Regions from separate parts of the Homo sapiens genome. Here region 1 is linked to region 2. Evidence: chromatin loops called from intact Hi-C (ENCODE). Cell type or tissue: IMR-90. All regions are shown on one strand. Each heading gives the region's core, and the rest is flanking DNA. Links, peaks and the distances in the headings are about the cores only. Region 1 overlaps AQR (aquarius intron-binding spliceosomal factor). Region 2 overlaps GJD2-DT (GJD2 divergent transcript).

Region 1 (5,390 bases), core at 276-5,275, 77 kb after region 2:
CTGATATACTCTTCCCAGCGAGACATTACCTGTAGAAAAAAGGACTTGAAGTTAACTGCCAGCTAATTATGATGTTTTAAAGCATAAAATGAATAAATCTTATAAAAACAAGATCTGCTAGGTGAAAAAGAAAAAAAAAGAAATTCAATCTTTGATCCAATATAACTATTCTTCATTCCTGTAACTGACAGATTGCTCTTCTGTTATAAAAGTAACCTTGTCTTTGGAGAAAAAAAGGCTCTTTAATAACAAATTTCTACAAACTGGAAAGAGCCTTAACATCATCTCATAGAACTCTAACTCCGACAGTTCAGATTCTCCACGTAACTCAAGAGAGTTTATTATTAACGCTTAAAAGAAATGTAAAGGAAAGAAAGCTCTCTGGACAAAGAAATTGCTCATTTTTTTCATCTCTGTTTCTCTCCATATATGGTAAGTTCAGCTTTAGCAGCTTTTTAATCAATTTGGCACTTGTCAACCCTCTGTCAGTTTTTTAGAACATTTATAAAGAACGTCTGGTTAAGCTGAGTGTGTATTTGAAAGCTTATCTTATGACTTTTGTGATTATAGTTCAATTACTTTGTATAATGTTAGCTATGCGTCTACCAGCCAGTTACTATGTAACCTCAATTTCTGTAACTCTCCCAGGTCTTTTTCTGTTACTATCTCAGTGTTTCTCAAAAGTGTAGTCCTTATGCAAAATATCTGAGGAGCTAAATAAAAATGTGGATTCCTGGATTCCACCTCTATTGAATGAGAAGCTATAGGAACAAGGGCTAGGGAATTTAACTCGTAAACAACTTTCCTGATATGATTCTTAAATGTTGAAAACTGCCAATTTACACTGTGAAGCCTCAAGTTCATTCTTCCCAAATTTATTACATAAACCTTCTTAATTTATAGGTTATTTTTCCCACTTTTAAACATTATTTTCACTGAAAGCCAAGTAATTTTGTGTCAAAAAAGCATTTAAGCTGATCTTTACTCCTTTATGCAAGTCCTAAACAGTCTTGAATCTAATGTAGACTATATTATGTATTTTCCCTGCTTCACAAGAAACCATGAAAGCTGCTCATTTTGAATGGACTTAATTGGTTTGTGATATCCACTTACAATGAGCTTACAATATTATAATTTATATCTAAAATATACAATTGGCATTAGAACAAAGAGAACAAATGAAGTTATACAAAAATCTTCATTAGCCAATTATGTCCTAGTCCATTTAAAATTATTAATAATCCAACTGACTATTAAAGTTTAGTTTTATTCACTTTATTTGGCTATTTCTCATTGGTTTTCACACTTCCAAAATTTACCCTAACAAAAGTAAAAGTACATCTTTATGTTGAAGTCAGAAGCCTTTAACTTCAAGACCCACTGTGCAATTAGTTGTAAGACATAATTTATTTCTGGAAATTTGAAGGAAGAATGTTTTCCTTCATTAGTTGATTAATGTATACAATAAAAGTTAACTGTACTTTGTTGCCACTGGCTAGCTAGAATATTTATTTAGTTGTATTTCTACAGTAAAAAAAGAAAAAAGAGTGACTAGAACTTTGCCAATAGAAAGAAAAAAATGTAAAAAGTAGCAACATTGGTCTTTCACAGAATGAGTCATCAAGCAAAGTTATTTAGAAAAGAAAACTGAAGATAATACAAAATACACTTAACATTCATAAATATAGCACTTGCAATACCATACATTCTAATCTACTCAAAAAAATAAGCTTTCATGAAGGATCACAAGAACTCATTCCAGCTTCCAACTGGGGTTCATATTATGATGAAGTATGATTCAAAAACCCTTAATATCTTACCTGGTATAAGAAGAAATAGCCTGCAGTTTCACAGGTATATGAGGCATCTCCTGGAACCCCTAGACTCTTTTGCAATCGTTTGACTTCTTCTAAAAGTTCTATTCTTCGAGCCAGAACATAATTAACTCTTCCATACCTAGACATTTCAATTAGGCAAAATGACAAAACTGTAATAAAGAGACTTTGAAGGAAACAATCAGCAAAATTCAAGAAAATCATAATAGCAAAGAAGAGGAAAAAAAACTAGAAGATATGGCTTCTATTTAACTATTGGTGGTAGTTCTTGGGTTACTTTACACAAAAGCTACTTAAAGTAGGTGGGTCACGGTGGTTCACGCCTGTAATCCCAACACTTCGGGGAGGCTGAGGCGGACAGATCATGAGGTTAGGAGATCGAGACCATCATGGCTAACATGGTGAAACCCTGTCTCTACTAAAAATACAAAAAAATTAGCCGGGCATGGTGGCGGGCACCTGTAGTCCCAGCTACTTGGGAGGCCGAGGCAAGAGAATGGCGTGAACCTGGGAGGCGGAGCTTGCAGTGAGCAGAGATGGCGCCACTGCACTCCAGCCTGGGCGACAAAGCAAGACTCCGTCTCAAAAAAAAAAAAGAAAAAGCTACTTAGAGTATACTCCATGGAACAGTATTGATCTGCAAGGGTGTTACTGGTCTAGGAGGAGGGAAAGTCAACTACATCACCAAATACACCATTTAGTTCAGCTCTCAATCTTTCTTTTCACAGCAAGACACTTTCACAAAGAAGAAAGCAGGACAGTGCATTCTGGTGCTAGTTCATTTCATCACAGACCAAGAACATGTAAGTTCACAAACTGGCTGCTTCAAACAGCACTGTTTTACACTACATAAAAGTAGATTAGATCTAAAGGCTTTGAAAAGTAATTTTTAAATGTTTTTGATTATCTCTGTCATCTACATATCCCAATACATAACTTGGCACCCAAACCTAGCAGGTTCTTAATGTTTGCTGAATCAGTAAGAAAACTGAAGTTTGGAGAGTACCTTGTCCGAAAACACACAGTTAGGGAAGAAAGTAGTGGAACCAGAATTAGATCCCAAATTCTATGCACATTCTTTTCACAACACCACAACAACAAAGGGTCTCCCATAACCCTTTAATGCTTAAAATAAGACTAAAATAATTTAATCAATCACTGTTGTTCCCATGTTTAAAGACTCAACAAAAGAAGAAGTCATGTTCCTAGCTGTCTGTAGTTCAGAGATTCACATTTGAGGTAGCAAGGGATGATTAAGAACAAAAAAGAGATCTAAAACATGATCTATGCTTGAAGAATTTTTCAACTTGGAAGGATATAAACATATGGCAGATAACTTTTTTCTGCTTGCTTATCTATAAACTTTTATCTACAATGAACACTTCGTTAATGAGAAAAAAATCAGGAATGCTTACAGACTCTGTTAATAAAATGCCAAAATTTTTGTGAAGTAATGTTAAACTTAAAAAGCAACAGGCCGGGCACGGTGGCTCACGCCTGTAATCCCAGCACTTTGGGAGGCCGAGGCAGGCAGATCACTTGAGGTCAGGAGTTCAAGACTAGCCTGGCCAACATGGCAAAACCCCGTCTCTACTAAAAATACAAACATTAGCCAGGTGTGGTGGTGGGCGCCTGTAATCCCAGCTACTCAGGAGGCTGAGGCATGAGAATCCCTTGAACCCAGGAGACAGAGTTTACAGTGAACCGAGATCATACCACTACACTCCAGCCTGGGTGACAGAGTGAGACTCTGTCCCAATAAATAAATAAATAAATAAATAAAAGCAATATACAGTACAATTAAACTCTACTATCTGCTCAATTAGTACATTATTACACTTAAAAGATAAAGAATTATTTTTAAAAAGCAACATAAGGCTGGGCGCGGTGGCACACGCCTGTAATCCTAGCACTTTGGGAGGCCAAGATGGATTGCCTGAGCTCAGGAGTTCAAGACCAGCCTGGGCAACATGGTGAAACCCCGTCTCTACTAAAATACAAAAAAAATCAGCCAGGCTTGGTGGTGGGTACCTGTAATCCCAGCTACTCACGAGACTGAGGCAGGAGAATTGCTTGAACCCAGGAAGCGGAGGTTGCAGTGAGCTGAGACGGTGCCACTGCACTCCAGCCTGGGCAACAAAGTGAAACTCTGTCTCAAAAAAACAAAAAAAGCAACATAAAAATTACAAATAACAGCATTACAGAAAAAGACTAGCAAAAAGTTGTTTTAGGATAGTGTAATTATGGATAACCACTCCTTCTCTACAACTTCACCAGATTTTACAATTTTTTTCTTCAGAGAAAGTGATGCTACTTTTATTGTGAAACAATAGTCATAATTTTTCTTTTTAATTGTAAGAGAAAAAGAATATGTCCAATCAAATATGCAAACTAACAATATCTAGGTTATGTGTCAGAATTTAAAAGTACATTTTTTCTAACAAATTTGGTGGTACCTGAAATCATTGTAAAAATTCTACCCCTATTCTAATATTCTTTAAAAACCATAAATTCGACTTCAATATAATTGTAATTATAGTCAAATATTCTATTAGCACCTTCATGTTCACTGAATTCTGAATTATTAGATTTTAGAGTCTAACCTACCTTTGTAAGTTGGCTTTAAAATGAGGAAATACCTATGGGATGAATTCAAAAGTATTACTGGCTAATCTGAAATTAAGAATATAGAGCCCTAAATAACTTATGGCATGTTGTTCTTTGCCCCTCTGCAACATAGTGACTTTTTAGAAGCTAAGTGTTTGGTAAGCTCTATAATACAAGAACTCAAAATAGATGCACATAATAATTTAAAACTCTTTTAATGTCTATGATCAATTCATCAAATATCATGTTTAATAGCCAAAGGCTACATTAAATATGTCCAGCTGTTAATTGTGCTTATTATCTAAAATTGGGCTTTAAAAATGGATTTAAATATAAATAAAATGAGACATTATAAAGCAACTTTGAATGAAAAAAATTAAAATACTAATGGCAGAAGAAATCCGACTTGTAAAGTTTTAGTCAATTTACAGTATGTGATATCAAACAAAGTCCAGCCAAACTGGCAAGAAGCATCTGAAGTTATACTTATAACCCCAAAGCTTATATTATCATTAATCACTAATTTGCATTCTTTTTTTTTTGAGACAGAGTCTTGCTCTGTCGCCAGGCTGGAATGCAATGGCGCAATCTTGGCTCACTGCAACCTCTGCCTCCCGGGTTACAGCGATTCTCCTGCGTCAGCCTCCCGTAATTTCTATTTCAATAAATAAATCAACCTCCTAATTGGCACCTAAAATATATGCAAATTAAATTCCTGAATAAGATGTGAAAAAGGAATCATTTAAAGTTGTACAGTTTTGAACTGGCAGCATGAAAAATTACCTCAATAAATAGAAAGCAAAAGGCAATCTGTTAAAAAGATTAACAAGATCATTCTCTTCATTAACATAATTGTATATTTGAAGACAAAATGGCATAACCATACACAACTGGAACTGAGGGACATCATGACCATATTTCTAGCTCAACATATAGTCTTAGTAAGTT
Region 2 (5,390 bases), core at 143-5,142:
GCTGCCTGCTAATAAAAGAAGATTAAATATGATCCAGAATATAATATAAAAACTGTCAGGATACAATTGAAAATCGCAACATGAATGAGAAAAGACAATTGACAGATACCAACAACAAGATGAATTAGATGCTGGAATTATCTGACAAGAATTTTAAAGCAACCATCATAAAAATACTTCAATAAGCAATCACAAATTCTCTTGAAACAAATGCGAAAAATACTGAGAAAATCTCAGCAAAGAAATAGAAGTTATAAAAAAGAACCAAATGGAAATTATAGAAGTGAAAAATACAATAAGCTAAATAAAATACTTAATGGATGGGCTCAATAATACAGTGGAGATGACAGAGGATAGAATCAGTGAACTTGAGGACAGGTCAACAGATTTTACTCCAGATTAACAGAGAAAAGTGTAGACTGAAAAAAATAAAAACAGTCTCAGAGGCCAGGTGAGGTGGCTCACGCCTGCAGTTCCAACATTTTGGGAGGTAGAGGTGGGTGGATTGCTTGAGCTCAGGAGTTTAAGACCAGCCTGGGAAACATGTGGAAACCCATCTCTATAAAAAATACAAGAAATTAGCCAGGTGTGGTCACACATGCCTGTAGTCCCAGCTATTTGGGAGGCTGAGGTGGGAGGATTGCTTGAGCCTGGGAGGCAGAGGTTGCAGTGAGCCAAGATCATACCACTGCACTACAGTCTGAGTGACAGAGCAAGACCCTGTCTCAAAAAACAAAAACAAACAAACGAACAAAAACCATAAACAGAGTCTCAGGGACCTGTGAGACAATAACAAAAGAGCTAACATTTGTACCATCGGATCCTCAGGAGAGAGAAAGTGGGACTGAAAAAGGTATTCAAAGGAATAATGGTTGAAAAATTCCTGCATTTGGTGAAAGACAGAAATATAGAGATTTAAGAAGCTTAAAGAATCTCAAATAGAATAATTCCAAAGAAATCCACATTAAAACTTATCATCCTTAAAAGTCTGAAAACGAAAGGCAAAGAAAAATCTTGAAAGCAGCCAGAGAGAAACAATACGTTACTTATAGGAAAACACCAATGCAAATGAGGACAGATTTCTCTTCTGAAACCATAGAGGCCAGAATAAAGTGGCACATTTTTCAAGCACTGAAAGAACAGAACTGTAAACCTCAAATTCTGTTTCTGGCAAAAATGTCTGACAGGAATGAAGGGGAAATAAAGACATTCTTAGATGAACAAAAGGTAAGAAAACTCGTTGGTAGCAAATCTATTATTTAGAAAAATGGCTAAAGGAAATAGCAGAAGGCTTAACACTTCAAAAAGGAAAGAATATTGGAATTGGTAAAAGAAATAGGGGTAAATATAATAAATTGTCTTTCTCATGAGTTTCTTAAATCACATTTGATGGTTAAGGCAAAAATTATAACATGCATCTGACATGGTCCTAATCTTGGTAGAGCCAATACTTACAACAATCATCTTTAAGAACCTGGGAGGGTAAAGAGATCTAAATGGAAGAAGGTCTCTGTACTCTACCGGATGTGGCAAAATGCCGTTACCAGTAGACTCGACAATGATGATATCTTTGTATATTGTAATACCTAGAGCAAGCACTAAGAAAAGCGTACAAACAACACACTGTATGACTTCATTTGTATCGTATGCTCAAGATGACAAAATTACAGATTAATGATAGCCAGGGCTTCAGGAAATGGAAAGGAAAGGAAGTAGTTGTGGCTGTAAATGGGTGGTGTGAGGGATCCTTGTGTCGGAACTGTACTGAATTGTAGTGACCATATGCATCTATGTGTGTGATGAAATTGCTTATTACTAAATACGCACACAAACACACACAGACACACAACTGAGTCCATATAAAACTGGTGCTATCTGAATACACTTGACGCGTTGTATCAATGTCAATTTCCTAGTTGTAATATGGTACTCTAGTCAGACCAGATGTTACCACTGGAGAAAACAAGATGAAGGGTATATGGGCTCTCTGGATTGTTTTATTATAACTGCATGTGAACCTGCAATTATCTCAAAATATAAAAGTTTTGGCGATTAAATATAAAGTGTGTGAAAAATCTAGTAATTTCAGTTTCTCAATCAAGTCGATTCTGAATGAATTTTTTATACTTAGGTGATCATAGTTTATGAAATTTAAATAGCAGTGCTAAATGTATCCTATTCTCTATATTTAGAGAAAGCACATTGGCTGGTCCAGTAATACGTCTGGCATGTGGTGCCAGGTGCCATTGAAGCTGAGGAGATTCCAATGTATGCAAGCATGTTTGATGAATCAGGGGCTGATGACTATCGGAAAACTGTGGCGTAATGGAAGATCCCCAGAAGGAGAATTTACAGCTACTTCAAGTGGAATCTGGCACAATGAACAGACTGGCCACAGGAGCTGAAGACTGGAGGAGAGTGACACTTCTAACTAATAGCATCTAAAACATCCCAGATGAGCTACTTCAAGAGTGTTTGTGAACATCTTGAAACAAAGGCCTATCTTGTAAACAAACAGAGCTGTCCCACTAAACTCTCCTGGCCTAGGGCCTCTTCTGGGAGCATTCAGAGAAAGCAGGACTTAGAGGATAGGGAGTTAAACTTCCTGCCCTGGTTCAGATCTGCAACTGAGCAGTGAATGACTCAGCACCAGGAGAAGGCATCTGTGGGCCTGAATGCTGGCAGCCAGGAATAAGTGCAAAGGCTGTGCCAGTGATGGCCAGAGTGGACGGGACATGGCAGTGGAGGCTGGAGTCATAGTCCACAATTTACCCTCAGCATCTGAGAGATACCCCTAGGGAATCCCGGAGCTGTGGAACAAGGAGGAAATTATGTGAGAGATGGGGAGGGGACCAATGCCACTCAGTTTCACAGAGAGGGGTTATCAGGCAAAAGAATATAGGGTAGTTCTTCTGAATCTCGCACACATTGGAATCACTTGGGAACTGATTCCTGGATCTTAGCTCTAACAATTCTGATTTAATTGGTCTGGGTGCATTTGAGCATTTTGGGAAGTTTTTAGTTTCCCAGGAAATTCTAATGTTCAGTCAACGTTGAGAACCATTGATCTAAGCCTAGGGCTCTCCAACTTAAACTTACATCGGAGTCACTTGGAGGGCTTGGTAAGCAGTAAATTACTGATTCCATCCCTAGAGTTTCTGATTCTGTAGGTCTGGAGTGAGGCATGAGAATCTGTATTTCTGTGAAGCTCCCAGATGATGCTGATGCTGAAGGTCTGTGGAACACATTCTGAATGGTACTGACTTGGGTTAAGTATTTATTGAGATGACATTTGTACCCACCATGTGGGGTGGGTGCTGGGGACATTTGGATCATGGAAACAGTATAGAGCAGGACCCAACACATAGGCTTATTAACAGCCTGAGCCTCATGCTGCCTCTGCTGCATTCCAGCTACATGAACTTGAATAATTTACTCAAACTTTCTAGACCTAATTTCCCCATGAGTAAAACAAGAACATTATGGCAGCTACTCACAAGTTGGTCGCAATATTTTTTTTGTTTTGTTTTGAGGCTGGAGTGCAGTGATGCAATCTCCACTCACTGCAACCTCCACCTTCCAGGTTCAAGCGATTCTTGTGCCTCAGACTCCTGAGTAGATGGGATTACAGGTGTGCACCACCATGCCCAGCTAATTTTTGTACTTTTAGTAGAGATGGGTTTTCACTATGTTGGCCAGGCTGGTCTCCAACTCCTGGCCTCAAGTGATCCACCCACCTCAGCCTCCCAAAGTGCTGGGATTACAGGCGTGAGCCACCATGCCTAGCAAATACTTAATATTTTAAAAGTGCTTTTATCACTGATAAACACACTACATACATTATAATAATTTAATCCCCAGCTAACCCTGTGAAGTATTATTTCTCCTGTTTCACAGATGAGGAAGCTGGGAAGTTGGGTTAAGTAACTTGCCTTAGTCACACAGGTAGTTAGGATTGGCTTAGAATCTGAACCCAGGCAATCTGAATCCAAAGCCCATATACTTCACTATTATACTATACTAGTGCAACAAATATGAGCTACTATGGATAGTGATTATATTAAGAATTAAATGTAATGAAATTCTTAAAACTCCAGTTCATTGTTTTCATGAAACACAAATAGAACACAGTAGATATGAGGAATTGCTATAATTAAATCTAAACTCAGTTCTCTAAACCAGTGTTTCTCCAAGTGTGTCTTGAGATTACCTACAAAGAAATCATTTGGAAACTCCCTACCTCAAATCTTTGGAACCACAATCTCTTGGGGGCAGAGCTACAGAATCTGAGATTTTAAATAAGTTCCCAAGGAGAGCTGGTTTCCCAGCTGTAGTCTGAGTCACATGCCTATAAATTAAACATATTTAGTAATCATTCTTTTCGTATTTCTCAGACTGATCTAGTGTTTTTCTCAATGTTATTTTTTATGAATTTAGAATACACTATTTTGAGTAGCTCAAGTAGAATTGTCTACAGTTTGAGAAAATAAAACCTATCCTTTAAGCTTTCGTAAGTAGGCAAATAAAATAATAATCTGGCTTAAAATCAAAATCATTATGATATGTGGTGGTGAGGGAAGAGAGAGACCCTCTCATATTGTTTTATATTGTTTTATACTCAGAAAAGGAAAGAAAAGCAAAACTAAAGGCAGGTAGCCTGGTGCCTAGGAACCAGACCCGAAACCAGGCCTGGGCCTGCCTGACCTAAGCCTGGTAGTTAAAATTAGACCCCTGATCTAGCAACTGATGTTATCTATAGATTCCAGACATTGTATGGAAGGACACTGTGAAACCTCCTGTTCTGTTCTGTTTCACTCGGACCACTGGTGCTTGCAGCCCCTGTCACATACCCCCTGGCTTGCTCAATCGATCACGACTGTCTCATGCGGACCCCCTTAGAGTTGTGAGCCCTTAAAAGGGACAGAAGTTCAGCATCTGACGAGCTCGGATTTTAAGACACTAGCCTGCCGATGCTCCCAGCTGATTAAAGCCACTCCCTTCCCTATCTCGGTGTCTGAGGGGTTTTGTCTGTGGCTTGTACTGCTACAGTGGCTCAAGAACCCAACTGGACAAATAAAATAAGCAAACAATTTCATTTTAGAGATAAAATTAAATTATAGCTGTATCTCTGACCTTCCTGTTGTACTTCCTCAGTTTAAACAGCTGAGTAATTAAGACTTTTTAAATGTAGAATTTACTGACACAGTAAAGTCAGTTATATATTTATTTATTTATTTATTTATTTATTTTCAGACTCAACAGAGATAGGACACTGTGAAGTTTTACAGGAAACCATTCCTATTTGAGGAATTCCTCTGATTCAATGTTGTCAATGAGCACTTAAACGTCAATGACAAAAGTTTCCACTCTGGCTATGATGGACTGGCATG

The links. Peaks named below come from ENCODE experiments on the same cell type or tissue, not always from the same donor. Only the 100,000 strongest peaks of a DNase experiment are listed, where the experiment ranks them.
Region 1: a loop joins it to region 2, with 9 times the contacts of the local background. A loop is called at or near these places in 3 of 110 quality-filtered maps.

Annotation. Positions count from the first base shown.
Region 1 is chr15:34,884,706-34,890,095 of GRCh38, forward strand. It overlaps AQR (aquarius intron-binding spliceosomal factor), which reads right to left. Exons shown (of 35, transcript NM_014691.3): 25 at 1,821-1,956; 26 at 1-29. Among named protein-coding and RNA genes, the nearest start is that of AQR, 82 kb to the right of the region's middle. In IMR-90, for the core only: no CTCF peak of the experiment used is centred there; no DNase peak of the experiment used is centred there; H3K27ac peaks cover 153 bases.
Region 2 is chr15:34,808,304-34,813,693 of GRCh38, forward strand. GJD2-DT (GJD2 divergent transcript) reads left to right here. Exons shown (of 3, transcript NR_120329.1): 3 at 2,193-4,620. Among named protein-coding and RNA genes, the nearest start is that of ACTC1, 15 kb to the left of the region's middle. In IMR-90, for the core only: no CTCF peak of the experiment used is centred there; DNase peaks (open chromatin) are centred at 2,308 and 4,298; H3K27ac peaks cover 1,713 bases.